Regions from separate parts of the Homo sapiens genome. Here region 2 is linked to region 1. Evidence: chromatin loops called from intact Hi-C (ENCODE). Cell type or tissue: psoas muscle. All regions are shown on one strand.

What was found. Hi-C counts contacts between places; a loop is a spot of excess contacts. Peaks named below come from ENCODE experiments on the same cell type or tissue, not always from the same donor. Only the 100,000 strongest peaks of a DNase experiment are listed, where the experiment ranks them.
Region 2: a loop joins it to region 1, with 2.0 times the contacts of the local background. A loop is called at or near these places in 1 of 110 quality-filtered maps.

What each region holds. Positions count from the first base shown.
Region 1 is chr14:61,126,454-61,134,453 of GRCh38, reverse strand. No RefSeq gene overlaps it. Among named protein-coding and RNA genes, the nearest start is that of SLC38A6, 150 kb to the right of the region's middle. RefSeq lists a silencer at 7,809-8,000. In psoas muscle, no CTCF peak of the experiment used is centred here; DNase peaks (open chromatin) are centred at 2,422, 3,733 and 7,723; H3K4me3 peaks cover 272 bases; H3K27ac peaks cover 6,596 bases.
Region 2 is chr14:61,240,268-61,248,267 of GRCh38, reverse strand. It overlaps a transcript of PRKCH not described here. Among named protein-coding and RNA genes, the nearest start is that of TMEM30B, 37 kb to the left of the region's middle. In psoas muscle, no CTCF peak of the experiment used is centred here; no DNase peak of the experiment used is centred here.

The sequences.
Region 1 (8,000 bases):
TCAGTCTTCAGGAAAGGTAGAACAGACTAATGGTCTTTTAAAAACACACCTCACCAAGCTCAGCCACCAACTTAAAAAAGACTGGACAATACTTTTACCACTTTCCCTTCTCAGAATTCAGGCCTGTCCTCAGAATGCTACAAGGTACAGCCCACTTGAGCTCCTGTATAGATGCTCCTTTTTATTAGGCCCCAGTCTCATTCCAGACACCAGACCAACTTGGACTGTGCCCCGAAAAACTTGTCATCCCTACTATCTTCTGTCTAGTCATACTCCTATTCACCGTTCTCAACTACTCATACATGCCCTGCTCTTGTTTACACTGCCAATTTACACTGTTTCTCCAAGTCATCACAGCTGATATCTCCTGGTGCTATCCCCAAACCACCATTCTTAACTCTTAAAGTAAATAAATAATCTTTGCTGGCAAGGCTATGCTGAACCTCCTTAGGCACTCTCTAATTAGATGTCCTAGGTCCTCCCAATTCTTAGTCCTTCAATACCTGTTTTTCTCCTTCTTTTATTCCGTTTAGTTTTTTAATTCATACAAAACTGTATCCAGGCCATCACCAATAATTCTAAATGACAAATGTTTTTTCTAAAAACCCCACAGTATCACCCCTTACCACAAAATCTTCCTTCAGCTTAATCTCTCCCACTCTACGTTCCCCCGCCGCCCGTAATCCCCCTCGAATCAGCCCTGAGAAACATCGCCCATTATCTCTCCATACAACCCCCCAAAAATTTTCACCGTCCCAACACTTTACCACTATTTCCTTTTATTTTTCTTGTCAATATAAGAAGACAGGAATGTCAGGCCTCTGAGCCCAAGCTAAGCCATCATATCCCCTGTTACCTGCACGTACACATCCAAATGGCCGGTTCCTGCCTTAACTGATGACATTCCACCACAAAAGAAGTAAAAATGGCCTGTTCCTGCCTTAACTGATGACATTATCTTGTGAAATTCCTTCTCCTGGCTCATCCTGGCTCAAAAGCTCCCCTACTGAGCACCTTGTGACCCCCACTCCTGCCTGCCAGAGAACAACCCCCCTTTTTCCTTTACCTACCCAAATCCTATAAAACGGCCCCACCCCTATCTCCCTTAGCTGACTCTCTTTTCAGACTCAGCCCGCCTGCACCCAGGTGAAATAAACAGCCTTGTTGCTCACACAAAGCCTGTTTAGTGGTCTCTTCACGCGAGTGAAAATAAGAATATGTATTCATCTGTTTTCACACTGCTGTGAACAACTTCCCTGAGATTGGGTAATTTATAAAGAAGAGAGGTTTAATTGACTCACAGTTCTGCATGGTGGGGGAAGCCTCAGGAAACTTACAGTCATGGTGGAAGGGGAAGCATTCACCTTCACGAGGAGGCAGGAGAGAGAATAAAAGAGGAACTCACAAACACTTATAAAACCAGCAGACCCTGAGAGAACTCAATCACTATCACAAGAACAGCATGGGAGAAACTGCCCTCGTGATCTAGTTACCTCTCTCCCTTGACACGTGGGGATTACAATTCGAGATGAGATTGGGGTTGGGACACAGAGCCCAGCCATATCAGAATACATACCTCATATGGCTATCATGTAGACTAATAAGGAAACCTATGCATGATAGGCAGAATAGAGGCCCCTCAAAGATGTCTACGTCTTTGGGATTCTGCTGTCAAGGCCTCATCCCAGCCACATAAATCCAGGTGAGGCTAGGAGGTGTGTTCTGAGCCTCTCAGGAGCAGAGAAAACCATTTGCAGCTGGTGGCTGCCTTAGACTCATCCGAGGAATTGAAGGGTTTGATGTGTTCCTGCCTTGTCCCAGCCCATATTCTGGAAAATGCTTTATCTAAACAGCCTGGCTTTAACTGTTGTTTGGAATTTTGACTAATTTTCTTAGTGCTCCTTAAATATCTGAATTCCCAATAACCCTCATAGAAGAAGGCTGTACAACTTACTAAGCACACGAGAATTTAAATCATGTGTCCAATTCTTGGCTCTCCCTGTTACTAGTATGTGATCTTGGATAATTATCTAATCTTCCTAAAGCTCAGTTTCCTCATCTGCAAAAATCAGGCAATAGTGTGCTCCTGACAGGCTGTCGAGAGGGTTCAATGAGATGATATAAATAAAGTACTTAGCACAGTGCCTGGCAGAGAGTAAGTGCCCCAAAATGCTAGCATATATTATTAATCACCCACAGTATGCCATCACCCTGAGAGCAGGGGCTGCTGAAACAGTGCCTCTCCCACACCCAACAACATCCCGAACAACAGGGCCCCAACACATCCCATAGTCTCCAGCACAGTCTTGTGCACAGGCAGGCTACAGAAGCCCATGAAGGCCGCCAGAGAACAGAAAGATGAAGCCACATGCAGCAGCCTGGTAACCTTGGAGAAGCAGCCCCGGCATCCCAGAGACCTGACAAGTCCTTCTGCTGCTGGCTGCCACATTTGGAGCTGAGACAATCAGCCTGGCTTACATCAGTTCTCTTGAGTGGATTGTGGAGGGGCTGCTATGGGTGAGGGCGGGTGGGCTTGGTGCCGGACTGACTGCTCACTTTTTCTTCCTTCCCCATGCATGACAGAGGAAAAGGGACTGGACTTCACAGAGTGATTGGTGTTGCATTTTGTCTGTGATTTTCCATAGATGGCAGCCTCTCCTGATAAATTCCCAGGCACTTCTTGGGGGTGTAAGTGAGTGAAGGCTCTTTGCCAAGGACCTCTGACTCCCAAAGCTGGCGAGGCTGGGAGGCATTTCTCAGTCTCCCTCCCACTCTGTCTTGGCTGTGCCTCTTCCCTGCTACCCCCCTGACCCTGAGGACACCACTGCACTGATGTAGCGCCAGAGCAATGCGAAGGCACCTGAGAATAACAGAGATGGACAGCCATCTTCTTTCATTTTTGACCTCTTGGAGCTAAGACATGACTTTGAAAAAGCTCAAGGCCCTTCATTGTACAACACAAAGCAGGCTCAGGGCACCAGCTGCTTCATGATTGTTCTCTTGCTATGGAAGGCAACCCCAGCCCCCTGGAGTCTTATGCCAAGAAATCAAGATGTATGGATTATTTGGATGGAAGGAAGGAAGGAGGGAGGGAGGGTAGGAAGGAAGGAGGGAGGGAGGGAGGGAAGGAAGGAAGGAAGGAAGGAAGGAAGGAAGGAAGGAAGGAAGGAAAGAAGGAAGGAATTTAGGTCAGGAGAGGAAAGTTTGACCTTGTAGTTTGGAGGCAGGTCTATTCTAGATAGGCAATATATCTGAGCAACCAGCAAAGCCATCGAGAGAGCCCTGTGGCTGATGCTGTGGCCGGCACCACATAAAGAGCTAAAAGTGCCAGTGAAATGGATGTGGCTGCTGACCAATAACCATCATCCCCTGACAGCAGGTGCAGGGGGCAGAGGGACAAGTGGAACCTCTTTGTCTTGTCATTGCAGACCAGAGTGCCCACAGCGATGTGAAACCTATTTGTCCTGGAGGAGGAGGGAGGAGGGAAAGGGAAAAAAAACAACTGGCTCACTCTGGCTCCATAAATCACTGGAAGGGAGAGCCCTTGCCTGGTGAAGTTGGAGATTCTACCTGGAAGCTCCCTGATGGTGCACTGAGCCGGGGTGTCGTAAATCACCAGGGCTCCGCCAATGGCAGCCCTGCCCACTGGCCCATTGAAAAGGGGCTGGTTGTTTTGCTGGCAGCTGATGCAGTGCACTGTCCCAGAAAGCCGGGGACAGGTGTCTGCCAGGCCATGGACCCAGGCCTACTTTGTGTGCTTCCCTTGGGTGTGATGGGGGGAGAGAGGCGGTGGATTGCTGTCCCTGGGAACTTGGCCCGGTGGCCTGGCATAGCCGGAATGTCCTTGGCCAGCTCTTTGTGAACAGCCAGAGGCAGTCAGGAGATGCATCTCATGATCAGATGGCCTGGGCTTGTGGAGTCTTTTTCCCAGGTTTCAGAATCATCTGAGGTCACTTGAGTGTCCTTGCTGTCCTTGTTAGATCCCTCAGGTAGCTCTCTGAGTCCTAATTGTTCAGCTTGTGCTGATTTTGTTTAGCCTGGATGGGCATGCCCCAGGGGTAGATGTGTCCACATGGACCTTTAATAGTTTACCTCATTGTCCCAACCATCAAGGAGAGGGGCCATCCCCCCAAAAAGGGACAATAGCTGCCCCCTTTTACCTCCCCAGGTGGGCTACATGTATCCCCACCACCACCCTTCATCACCCTCAGAATCACATCCCTGCTCACACACCTGCAATGCCTCTTCCATCTGGCAAACGCTTGACAATGCTACTAGGCCCTCTTTGAATGTCCTGACTTCTGGACCTCCCATGACATCTCTCATCACCACCTACCAGAGAACCAACAAGAGCACTTCTTTCCTTCATTTGTTTAGTAAACAATTATTAAGCCTCTACTATGTCCCAGATGCTGTCAACACAGGAGAACACAACATGGATGCAACCTCTGCCCTCATGGAGCCAGTGGATTAGAGACACAATACACATAATAAATAAGATGGTTCCTTCAATTCATGTTTTCAAGGAAATAAACAAGAAGCTGAGAGCAAATAATGCAGTTTAAAGTACAGAAGCTGCTATAAAGGGGGTGACAGAAGAAGCCTCTGAGGAAAGGACATTTCAGCGGACACTGAAGATGGAAAGGAACAGGCTGTGCGTGGTACAGTGGGAGGAGCGGTCCAGACAGAGCGGGAAGTTTGTGCAGACAGAAGATCAGGGAACAAGGGGGACAGGGACCCCTGTGTGAGGGGAGGGGAGCACATGGTCTTGGGAAGGAGGTGGGTAGAAGTCTCTGCCCGGGTGCACTCATCCTTTGGCATTTGCCTCTCCCTTGGCAGGTCTTTCATATTCACCTCATTGGTTTACTGCCCTGGCCTCCACACTGAGTATGAGCCCTTCCAGGGCAGGGCTGCGTCGCATCCTGTGTGCATCCTTGCCCATTCGATGAGTCACAAGTAGACAAGCTGCCTATTGGGCCCTGAATACCTGAGTAGGTTTCATACCTGCCTGGCCTATCCCCTCTCCCTCCCTTCCAAAGGTAAACCAGAAGTCCCTGCTGGCCCCTCCTGTAGGAGAAGGGGATGCAGAGCCAAGTGGCTGGAGGAACTGGCCTGACTTTCATCCTGAGATAACCCTGGTACCTGAGACACAAAGTCCACAGGCTTGGAACTGCTGCAGACTCTGGGTGCTTTTCCAGCTGCTGGTGATACCAGGGGTTCTCAGCAAGGCTGAGCACCTTTTATGGACTCCCCCTGTCTTGCATGCCTGCCTGGAACTTGTGATCAGTTTCTGTCCATTGTTTAGAAAGTGTTACCATATATAATAGCTGCTAAGAACAAAAAATGACATGTGCTCATCAACATAGGATTAGATGTGTGGCAACCAGCATTGATCAGATACACACTTTCCATTTCAGTTCACCACGTGTTTCGGTGTCAGGCACAGGGTTGCCAAGAACAATGTGGCCCCTACCTTAGAGAGACTATGGTCTGGTGGAAAAAAAAAAAAACAAAAAACCAAACAGATTTGTGAACAATTAAATCGTAGAAAATATTTTATTTTATTTGCTATGATGTAGACTTCAGTTCAGCTTACAGATAATCAATTTTACCTGGGGAGGAAAGGAAGAGTAGGGGATATTGGAAAGGTTTCCATGCAGGAGAAAGTGAGTTCACATCAACCAAGCAGGCAGGAGAGAAAAGGCCCTTCAGGGAGAGGGAGCAGTGTGAGCAAAGAAACAGGAAATGGTATGTTTGTTGCATTAACTGTAAGAATATTTGACAAGGTTTGAGAGTCAGAGGCCAGGGGCAGCAGTCAGGCTACGGAGGGATTTGTGTGCTGGGCTCAGGAGCTTGGGCTTGATCCCACTGGCATAGGGAGCACCGCTGAAGAGCTTTAGGTAGGAAAGGGGGTGGTAAGGTCATATTTACCTCAGGGAGAGATTGCTGGACTGGCAGTGTGGAGACTGGAGGAGAAGAGTTCAACTCAGGAGGCCAGGCAATTAGTCCTGGCACAAGTGAGAACTGTCACTGGGCGTAGCCAGGGGCTGGGAAAGAGGGAAGATTCTAGAGGCCTGAAGGAGTTGGAGTCAGCAGGACTGAATGCTGCATTGGAGATGGAGAAAGAGGAGAAGTGAGGGGTTAAGGCCAGGCTGTCAGGGTTCTCCTGCAGGAGACAGTGAAAACTTTCATGAGGCAGAATGTAGAGGAAGGAGCAGATTTGGCATCCAGTTTGGACAGCTTGAGTTGGTCATACTCAGCAGCAGACTTAGATCCTGGCAAGGGGTCTCTTCCATAGGCCCCACATTTTGGGGGCTCCATTCTAGCCCTTCCTGGGTCATACCACTTTCCATGAGCAAGACAAGTTAGTGGGACCATGGAGACGGGCCCACCTCGATCCAGCAAGGCCTTCTTCTAGAACTTGCTCCAGGTAACAAGCCTGGGGGTGCCCAGTCCAATGACCCCAGCCTGTAGCTTCTTCCCGGGTGTGTCCTCTGAAAGATGGCCCACATTTCTGATGTGAACTCCCCAGCTTCCAGCAGTGGCCAAGTGGCAGTTTTCTGGTGGGGTGTGGAAATGCAGCTTGGATGTGCAGCCTGGGTTGTCCACATATGTACATGTGTGCAACTCCTCTTGCAGTGGGACAGAGTAGGGGTTTGGAAGATAAGAGGTCTCCATTTATCTCCCACAAATATGAGGGACAGACCTGGAGACAACCTGCAGGGTTATCTGAAATCTTCTCTTTTCCAGACTAATTATAGTATCAGCCCCCTACCTTACCTAAGCTGATCTGACTCCATTTCCAGACCCCTCATTGTCCTGTTACCCTCCTTTGAATTGACTCTAAATTTTACGTAATGAGGAGGCATACAGATAGCTTCTGTATGAACTCTACAGTCAGGGATAACCGGAGTATGTGGATTCAGTTCCACTTGCTGCATCCCCAAAGGCACTGATGGAGGCAGAGGTGACTCCAGGATACCTTAGCGGGTGGGAGAGATGGGAGCTACCTGGGGAAGGGTTTGGAGCTGGCAAGATGTAATTCAGAGGAGCAGATAATGAGAAAAGGATGGAGAGAAAGGCGTAAAGGCATTCAGGACTTGCCTTTCATAGGATTCCAATAAAGACAAAGGAAGGGTCTGCTTTGCTTTCAAGCCTGTGGTCCTCACCCAGACTCCCCTGCAGGGGCTCCCCTTTGTCTCTTTCATGAAAGCCAGTAGGTCTCCTTCACCCTTTTTCTCTGCTCTGATTACAACACAGAGCCTTCTCTTTGGGAGCAATAGCCATCTGGATTATCTTCTCTTCGTCTGGCCACCTCATCAACTCATCATCTTTTTAATAATCTCATCTGAAAACATATCCTTTCTCATTTGCTTCTTAATTTCCCCATTGTCCAGTGACTTTTCTCTCTCTCCCTTTCTCTGAAACCTTATTCTTATTACTTTATAGAACACTGGGGGATAGATTGCCCAGAAAATATGTACTATAAAGTAAATGCATATGGTGATATCTATGAATTGCCCAGATCCAGTCCATCTGTGCAATGTCACAGGCCCAGCTGTTTACTTGTGCACAGTGCAATTGCAATGGCTTTATGACATGGGCACTGGCTTACAAGCTACTCTGGTGCTGGTCAGGAGCTTCATGTGCACAGTTAACCTTAGATCACTGTGATTAATCAGAGTGCAGCCATGGTAGATCACAGGCTAGTCCCCTGGCAAGGCCAGCAGGAGCACTCCTCCAGCCTGAGCAAGCGGGGAGCAGATTTTAATTCCAGGCTGTTAGGTGCTGCCTGACATTGGTGTCCCTGTGGTGTTTCATAAGCCCTGACAGTTCCTCACCATTGTTTTAGGGAAAGCAGGCACTCCTCTCACTTTACCACCCCATTGCCTTCCCTGGAAATGAACACTTTCTCCCCACTTTGAATCTTGTGCCAGAAGGAAGGAGGGGAAATGACTGCACATTCCAAAAAGGTCAAAGATGGTCTGAAAGCAAAGGAT
Region 2 (8,000 bases), 110 kb before region 1:
CTCTAGGTGGGTGAGTTCCAGTTGAATGGATGAGGTTGCATTTTAGATATGGGTCAACCCACCAGGACAGGAGTGCTAGAGAACACCAAGAAGATAAAGACATCTAGAGGATATTGATTTTAGGTGATAAATAATGTGGTCAGGGGATATAACTCATGAGAACTGAGGTATGTTTGACTCATTTCGTTTAGCACTCCTATTTCTTAGAAACACACTCCCAGACCATACAAGGAAGTCTTACAGCTGCACCACTGTGAAATGACACTGGATGATTACATCTCCAAGTTGATGGAGTATCCTGTATTTGAAAGCCATTTTAGAATTATAGAAAATAAGGCCCATGGGGACATGGAGGTCAGCCTACCAATGCCAGTATTTCCAGATGATCTCTACTGTTGTCTTCAGGTAACTGTGTAACTTTACCTCGTCTACTGCAGGGTGTTTTAAAAGCCTCCATAAGTCAGATGCTCTATGGCTTATTTTTTCTGTTCAATTCCTTTCTTTCTTTCTTTTTTTTTTTTTTTTTTTTTTTGAGATGGAGTCTCACTCTGTCTCTCAAGCTGGAATGCAGTGGTGCAATCTCGGGTCACTGTAACCTCCGCCTCCAGGGTTCAAGCGATTCTCCTGCCTCAGCCTCCCAAGTAGCTGGGATTACAGGCACATGCCACTATACCTGGCTAAATTTTGTATTTTTAGGAGAGATAGGGTTTCACCATGTTGGCCAGGCTGGTCTCGAACTCCTGACCTCAGGTGATCTGCCCACCTCGGCCTCCCAAGGTGCTGGGATTACAGGCGTGAGCCACCATGCCTGGCCAACTTTCAATTCCTTTCATTCATTCTACCAAACATCATTTAATCAATCAGTTTTCAAAACTTCTTGGATTTTCATTTAAACCAGTTCCTAAGGGGCTGAGGTATACATTGAACATATAGAGAAACCTAGTAACAATAATGAAGTATCTGTATACGTTGTGTTCCTACAGAGTTTAAAAAAAAAAAAAGTCTAATGTCCTAGGGAACTTTGCTTTAAGGGGACACTTTCTTTTTGGGAAGTCATCATTTAGTTTAGTTTATCATATATTTTTGAATGCCAACTCTTACCATATACTATATTGGGGAGGATTATTGATTATTCAATGAATAGGACATAGTTCCTGCCTTTACGGTGTTCCCAGTGAAGGTGGGAGATGAGGCATTTCAACGTGATGCAGGCAATTCTCTGTTGAAGAAGAGTCAGGGCTAGAGAGCATCTCAGCATGGAAGCCTGGAGCTGTTACCCTGAGCTGTTTCTCAAATAACCATTGGGAGACAGGCAGGCCAACAATGGGGGCCGAAGAGGGTCTCATGGGCCTGGAAAGACATGAGAAAAAGTGCTGACATGGCCGGACACAGTGGCTCACATCTGTAATCCCAGCACATTGGGAGGCTGAGGTGGGAGGATTGCTTGAGCCCAGGAGTTTAGCACCAATCTGTGCAACATAGGGAGACTCTGTCTCTATAAAAATAATAAATAAATAAATACACACACACATAAATAAAAGTGCCAACATGGTTGTTATTTAAAGGGCAAGGAGGAGAGTAGAGAAGAAATGAGGCTGCAGAGGTACCTGGGAGTCCATTCTTGGGGTCTGGACTTGACACTATAGATAATGGGGAGCCAGGGCAGGGTTTTAAGCAGGGATTTATTTTTCTAGATAGAATAATCTGATGGTTCTGTGGGAGATATAATTTGAAGGGAGAAAGGCCAGAGGAATAGAAATTTTGGGGAAGACTCTGTCAAAAGTTCAAGACTGAAATGAGGGGCATGGATTCATGATGATTAAACAAACTTAATAAGAAAATTCTTTTTTTTTTTTCTTTGAGACAGAGTCTCACTCTGTTGCCCAGGCTGGAGTGCAGTGGGTCGATCTTGGCTCACTGAAACCTCCACCTCCCAGGTTCAAGTGATTCTCCTGCCTCAACCTCCCAAGTAGCTGGGATTACAGGCACGTGCCACCACACCTGGCTTTTTTTTTTTTTTTTCCAGTAGAGATGGGGTTTTGCCATGTTGGTCAGGCTGGTGTTGAACTCCTGACCTCAGGTGATCCACTCGCCTCGGCCTCCCAAAGGGCTAGGATTATAGGTGTGAGCCACCGCGCCTGGCCTAGAAAATTCTTTTATTGCAAAATGTTGCAAGTGGACACTGCATTGGACTCAATATTTGTCCAATGAATAGCAGCACTTTGGGAGGGCGAAGGACCCTCCTAAAGAGGGTCTTATATCAGGTCTCACCTGGAAGCTCTCCCTCACATCACTGATCATTCAAAAGACCAGCGACCACTAATGTTTGGGTATGACTGAGAAACAGAAATAGGTCGTTCTTTCCATCCTCCCAGATCTGCTCACTGATGGTTGGAAACTTTTTAGTGCAAGGATTAAAAATAAAATACTAGCATGATTCCTAACTTTTCTTTCACACCTACTAGGTTTTGGATACTAATGAACCTGAACATGGTAACAGATTGAATAATCTAATGCCAGACTCTGTGCTGGTTATTTTCTGTTTGCCTCTTCAGATGGGCTCTCTGTCCTTCTGCGGCCTACTCTGTGCCTTAGGAGGCTGACCACTGTAAGGCTGCCCCACCGGCTTCCTTTACTAAAATGCCTACTTAATTCTCATCAGCGCTCTTTCACCCTTGGCCCCTTTGGTGGGGAGGAACAGCTCCCTGCTGGTAATAGTCCTTGGGCGCTCCTCTGTCTCTCATTGGTTTCCATTACCTGCCCACATCTCACGAAATAACTTCTTTGATTAATTCCCTGCACTTAACTCTTTTGAGAGTTTCCTGCCATTCCTCTGCTGATGCAGACCCTTTCCTGCATTTGCATCAAGGTAAGAGTAGGATACTGAGTTTCTGAGCTTGAGGGTGGTGGTGGGGAAAGGAAGAGATCAAGAAAGAGGATTCTGGGGTCACAGAAGACCTCTTTCCGACCTATCTTAGGGCTACCTGATTGCCTATCTGCTGGGGCTCTTCTTTTGCCTCATGCTTATGCTGTCTGTGGAGAAGCAGGCCTCACAGATCTGGTTTGAGTTTATTTTTTTAAAATTCCAAATTGATTTGCAAGCTCCAATCTGTAATTCATAACCACTCCATCAACAGGTATTTCTTGTCTAAGCATGTAACTTAGTAAACTCCTCACATGGAGGGAAACAAGAAACATAGAGATGTCAGCTGAAGTTGGGTACATAACAGTCTTCAAGGGTTAAGAAACAGCCACACGCTGTGCCTCAGGTATAGTAGGTTTACCAAAGTTTTGCTTTTGTGTTTAAACAATAAAGTAGTTGGTGGTCTGCCGGCTACAGTCTGTTACACATTCCTTCGTTTTATTAGGATAACCATAAGCCTCAAAGACCCACCCTGATGTCAGTAGCAGGTTTTATAGAACATTCACAAGTTTCTTCTTGTTGTATTCGGGGGTATATAAAGTGTGAGGCATAATAGGTAACAGGTTGGAAGACCAGTTGAGGGCGGACTAAAGCCTCAATTCCTGATGTGAATATTTAATAACTCCTCATTACAGGAAAAGGTTGACTACCAGATGCCCGTTACTGTGGCTCCAGAGTCCACTAAACCTCTGAGTTATTCCAGGACCAGCGGTGTGTTTTGGCAGTTACCTCTGCCATTCAAATCACCTGGAGGTCAGGACATGCCCAGTTGATTTAGGAGCACTAGAGAGGGGCATTTGCTGGAAACCTCTCATCTGTTATTTAGCAGCCACATGGCTAATTACTTCTGATACAGTGATTTCCTAAGATGATAGAGCAGGGTAGGTTTAAAACAAAAATGCAAAGCAAACTCAAAAGCATTGTAACAAATGTAACTTCGTGTTGGCATGTGACGATTACTCATATACCGTTTCAGGTTGGGGTCCCTGAGATCATCACTTAAGCTTGAACTACAGTTAATCGGCATGACAGTGACCCAGCTTTGCACTCCTCAGCTGAAAAAAACCCTCCCAATTTGTCAGGTTCTAGCTCTTGTCGTTTGTTCAGCTGTATTTTGACCGCAGCTGGTCTGGGAATTGAATTGTTTTGCATTTCCATGGCACATGAAATTTCATGACAGAATGCTCATGTGGCGGTCTCATGCCTCAACTCCCTGGTGTACACAGAAGGGTCTCTTGCTGCTCAGCCTTCTACTCTATGCTCCTGTTTTTTCCAGCATGCTCCGTTGCCCCAAACTGATGATGGGAGAGCCAGGCTGCGGTGATGTGCAGCTTTCAAAATCCAAGGCTCCCTGTATAGAGAAAGCTAAAGTGTTGCTGTATTTTTTTTTTTTTTTAATTAAGATGAGGTCTTGCCATCTTGTCTAGGCTGGTCTCAAGCTCCTGGGCTCAGGCAAACCTCCCACCTTGGCCTCCCAAAGTGCTGGGATTATAGGCATGAGCCACTGTGCCTGGCCAGAGGAAGCTAATGTTTTAAGAAAAAAGGCTTTTTATAAAACACTTTCATGCATATATAGGATGAGTCCATTGAATTGGCCTTGAAAATCCAAATCCAAGAACTCCTTACAGATAACAAATGATTTGAAATTAAAAATAAAATATGAAATGGACATAGCTCTCTGTTACTATATTCTGTTTAAAACCTTGATTTTCAATTCTTCTTAAAATAAAATGCAAAAACCATTAATAAGATCTATAAGGCCATGCTTGCTTGGTCTTGCCATACCTGAACACCCTCCGTTCCCCAAGCTGTAGCTACTCTGGCCTGCTCTTGGTTTCTTAAATATACTGTATGCCTCAGGCTCTTTGCACATGTTATTCTCTCCACCTAGAATATCTTCCTCTTTCTCTCCTCCTTTAGATTTCAACTTTTTTTCTTTTTCTTTTTTTTTTTTTTTTTTTGAGACAGAGTCTTTCTCTGTCGCCCAGGCTCGATCTCCATTCATTGCAATCTCCACCTCCCGAGTTCAAGCAACTCCCCTACCTCAGCCTCCTGAGTAGCTGGGACTACAGGTGCGCACAACCACACCTGGTGAATTTTTTTTGTATTTGTAGTAGAGATGGGGTTTTGCTATATTGGCCAAGCTGGTCTCGAAATCCAGACCTCAAGTGATTCACCCACCTTGACCTCCCAAAGTGCTGAGATTACAGGCGTGAACTGTGCCCAGCCAGATTTCAGCTTTAAAGTAATTTTTTTTTTTCAGAAGCCTTCCCAAAATCGGGTCTAGGTCAAATCCCTCTTGACTTCATAGTCTTCTAGACTTCTCTGTAGAGAAAGCAATTAATTATTTGTGTATTTATTTATTCACTGTCTTATTCCCTTCTAGACCATAAACACCAGGAATGATGGATGCTGCATTCTCAATACCTAGCAAAGTGCCTGGCATATAGACTAATGTCTAATTGTTAAATTATTTAGACAATACGTGTTTATTACAAAACAAATTACTGAAAGTGCAGAAAAATACAAAGAATTAAAATTATAAAATTATAAATTACAATTATAAAATAATCTATAACCCTATCTCCCAGGGATAACAACTGTTAACATTTTGTTGTTTCCTAGTGGCCTTTAAAAAAACAAACATGGCTTGGCATGGTGGCTCATGCCTGTAATCCCAGCACTTTGGGAGGCCGAGGAGGGGGGATCACCTGAGGTCAGGAGTTTGAGACCAGCCTGGCCAACATGGGGAAATCTTGTCTCTCCAAAAAATACAAAAACTTAGCTGGGCTGGTGGCAGACGCCTGTAATCCCAGCTACTTGGGAGGCTGGGACAGGAGAATTGATTGAACCTGGGAGGCAGAGGTTGTGGTGAGCTGAGATCGTGCCACTGCACTCCAGCCTGGGCGACAGTGAGACTCTGTCTCAAAAAACAAACAAACAAACATATGCAGTGTATAAATAAGCATTGCCTGCTGAAAGTCAGATCCTGTGGCCATTTAGAAGAGTTTTCTTAAAATGTACTAGGCTTTGGGTGTTCCAAACTGATGTCACTGGGGGAGAGTTTTGAGTTAAGGTATGACCATTCACTGTCTCTAAGGCTGGTGAGGCATGGGAGGTGTGGATTAAAATCCAGCTCCCCAGAGCAAATTTGGGACTCTTCCTGCTCCATTGTCACTCTAAGAGTATTTATCTAGACTCTTTCAGTAAAGTAACAATTTCTTAAATATTTAGAAATATATCACCTCACTATTTGTTTAACTTTTGTTGCTGCTGTTGTTATTCTTTCCCCTAATTCATATTATATGGGATTTTTTAGAACTTTGGTATTAGATTCCCAATTCTTAGTTCTTTTGTAATGGGGAGGTGGCTAGAAATGCACTGGGAACAACACGTTAATCTCCCTCCATTCTCAAATAATGGCATGATTTCCTTGCACCAAGTGCCTAACACGGTTTATCCCATAAAACACGCTTCATCTCATAAAACGCGCTTCTATCAAGGAGCTAAGTCCACAGAGTAGATACTGTTCTTATTCCCATTTTATACATGAGGAGATGCGGTTCAAAGAGGACATGGAACTTACCCATGGCCACACAGAGTCAGCCTGAGTCCAAAACCTAGACTCTGAACCACTATTCCACACTTGCCAAAGTGACTCCCTCTAGGTTTCACCAAGTTGATCAGGAATATGAGTAGATTTCAAAGAGCCTTGAAAACCCATTGTGCTACAGTAAAATACATATTTGGTCATCCTATTTTCTGGCCTAGGACTCCTAAAATCTCCAAAGCAATGTCTTTTTGTATGCTAATGAGTTGGCTGATGGTTGGAAGTCTCCAGGTAGCTTCAGGATGGGGGATGATCACAGGAAAGTCCAAGGCATGAGCAAAGAGTTGGGACTTTCAGCCCATCCCACAACCTCTGGAGAGTGGAGAGGGGATGAAGGTTAAGTTGATTACCAATGATCAATGATTTAATCAATCATGCCTATGTAATGAGGCTTCCATAAAACCCTGCCAAAAGACTGGGTTCAGGGGACTTCTGGATAGCTGGACATGTGGAGGGTCCTGGAAGGTGGTGCACCCAGAGAGGACATGGAAATTCTGTGCCCCTTCCTCACATAACCTCACCCTATACACTTCTTTATCTGTGTCCTTTGTAGTAACCCTTATAATAAACCAGTAAATGTAAGTAAGTATTTCCTGAGTTCTGTGAGCCACTTTGGCAAATTAATTGAATTCAAGGAGGGCGTTGTGGGAATCCTGACTTATCCCAGAGACCCAGACTTGCAACTGGCATCTGAAGTGAAGGCCAGTCTTCTAGAACTGAGTTCTCAACCTGTGGGATCTGATGGTACCTCCAGGTACATAGTGTCAGAATTGAATTAGAGCTGTAGAATTGACGCTTGCTTGGTGTGTGGGGAAAAAACCTCACACATTTAGTTACTGAAGTGTTCTGTGTTGTGAGAGTATAGTAGGAGAAACTGAGTTTGTTTTTCCTCAATAGCCTCAGATTTGGTGTCAGAAGTGGGATTTACTAGCCTGGCCTCTGACTCACAGGAACATGTGATTTTGGGTAAAAAGGACAAATGGGTGGAGGGTGATAAATATGATTCTCAGGTGACCATATGGCCACCTATTAATACAGGAGCTGTTAAGAAATAATTTTTAGGCAGCTGGAAAGGGTGAAGGTTCTCGGTGGAACTTTCCTTTAATAAAGAGCAACCCCCGAACCATTTCCTTTCTAACCGAAAGAGGCTTGAAAAACCAGACTGGCAATCATTGATATGCAAATGCAGATGGCTAGAAACCAGGTCCACCCAACTGGCAGTCCTGCCCTCTTATCCTTGTCACCACGTGTGGCAGGTGCCATGGCCACCTCCAGGTAACACCACATGTGCAGGACTTCATGGCAACTCGCATTTGCGTATTAAAAGCTAGGGTGGGAGGGTTTTTTCGAGGGCTACATGAATGACACAGCTGGTTAAACGAATCCCCTGAGCCCTGTGCAAATCAGACACCGCTTCCTCCAACCTCCCAATATAACCAACTGCTTTCTGCGGCATGTGGGGTTTCT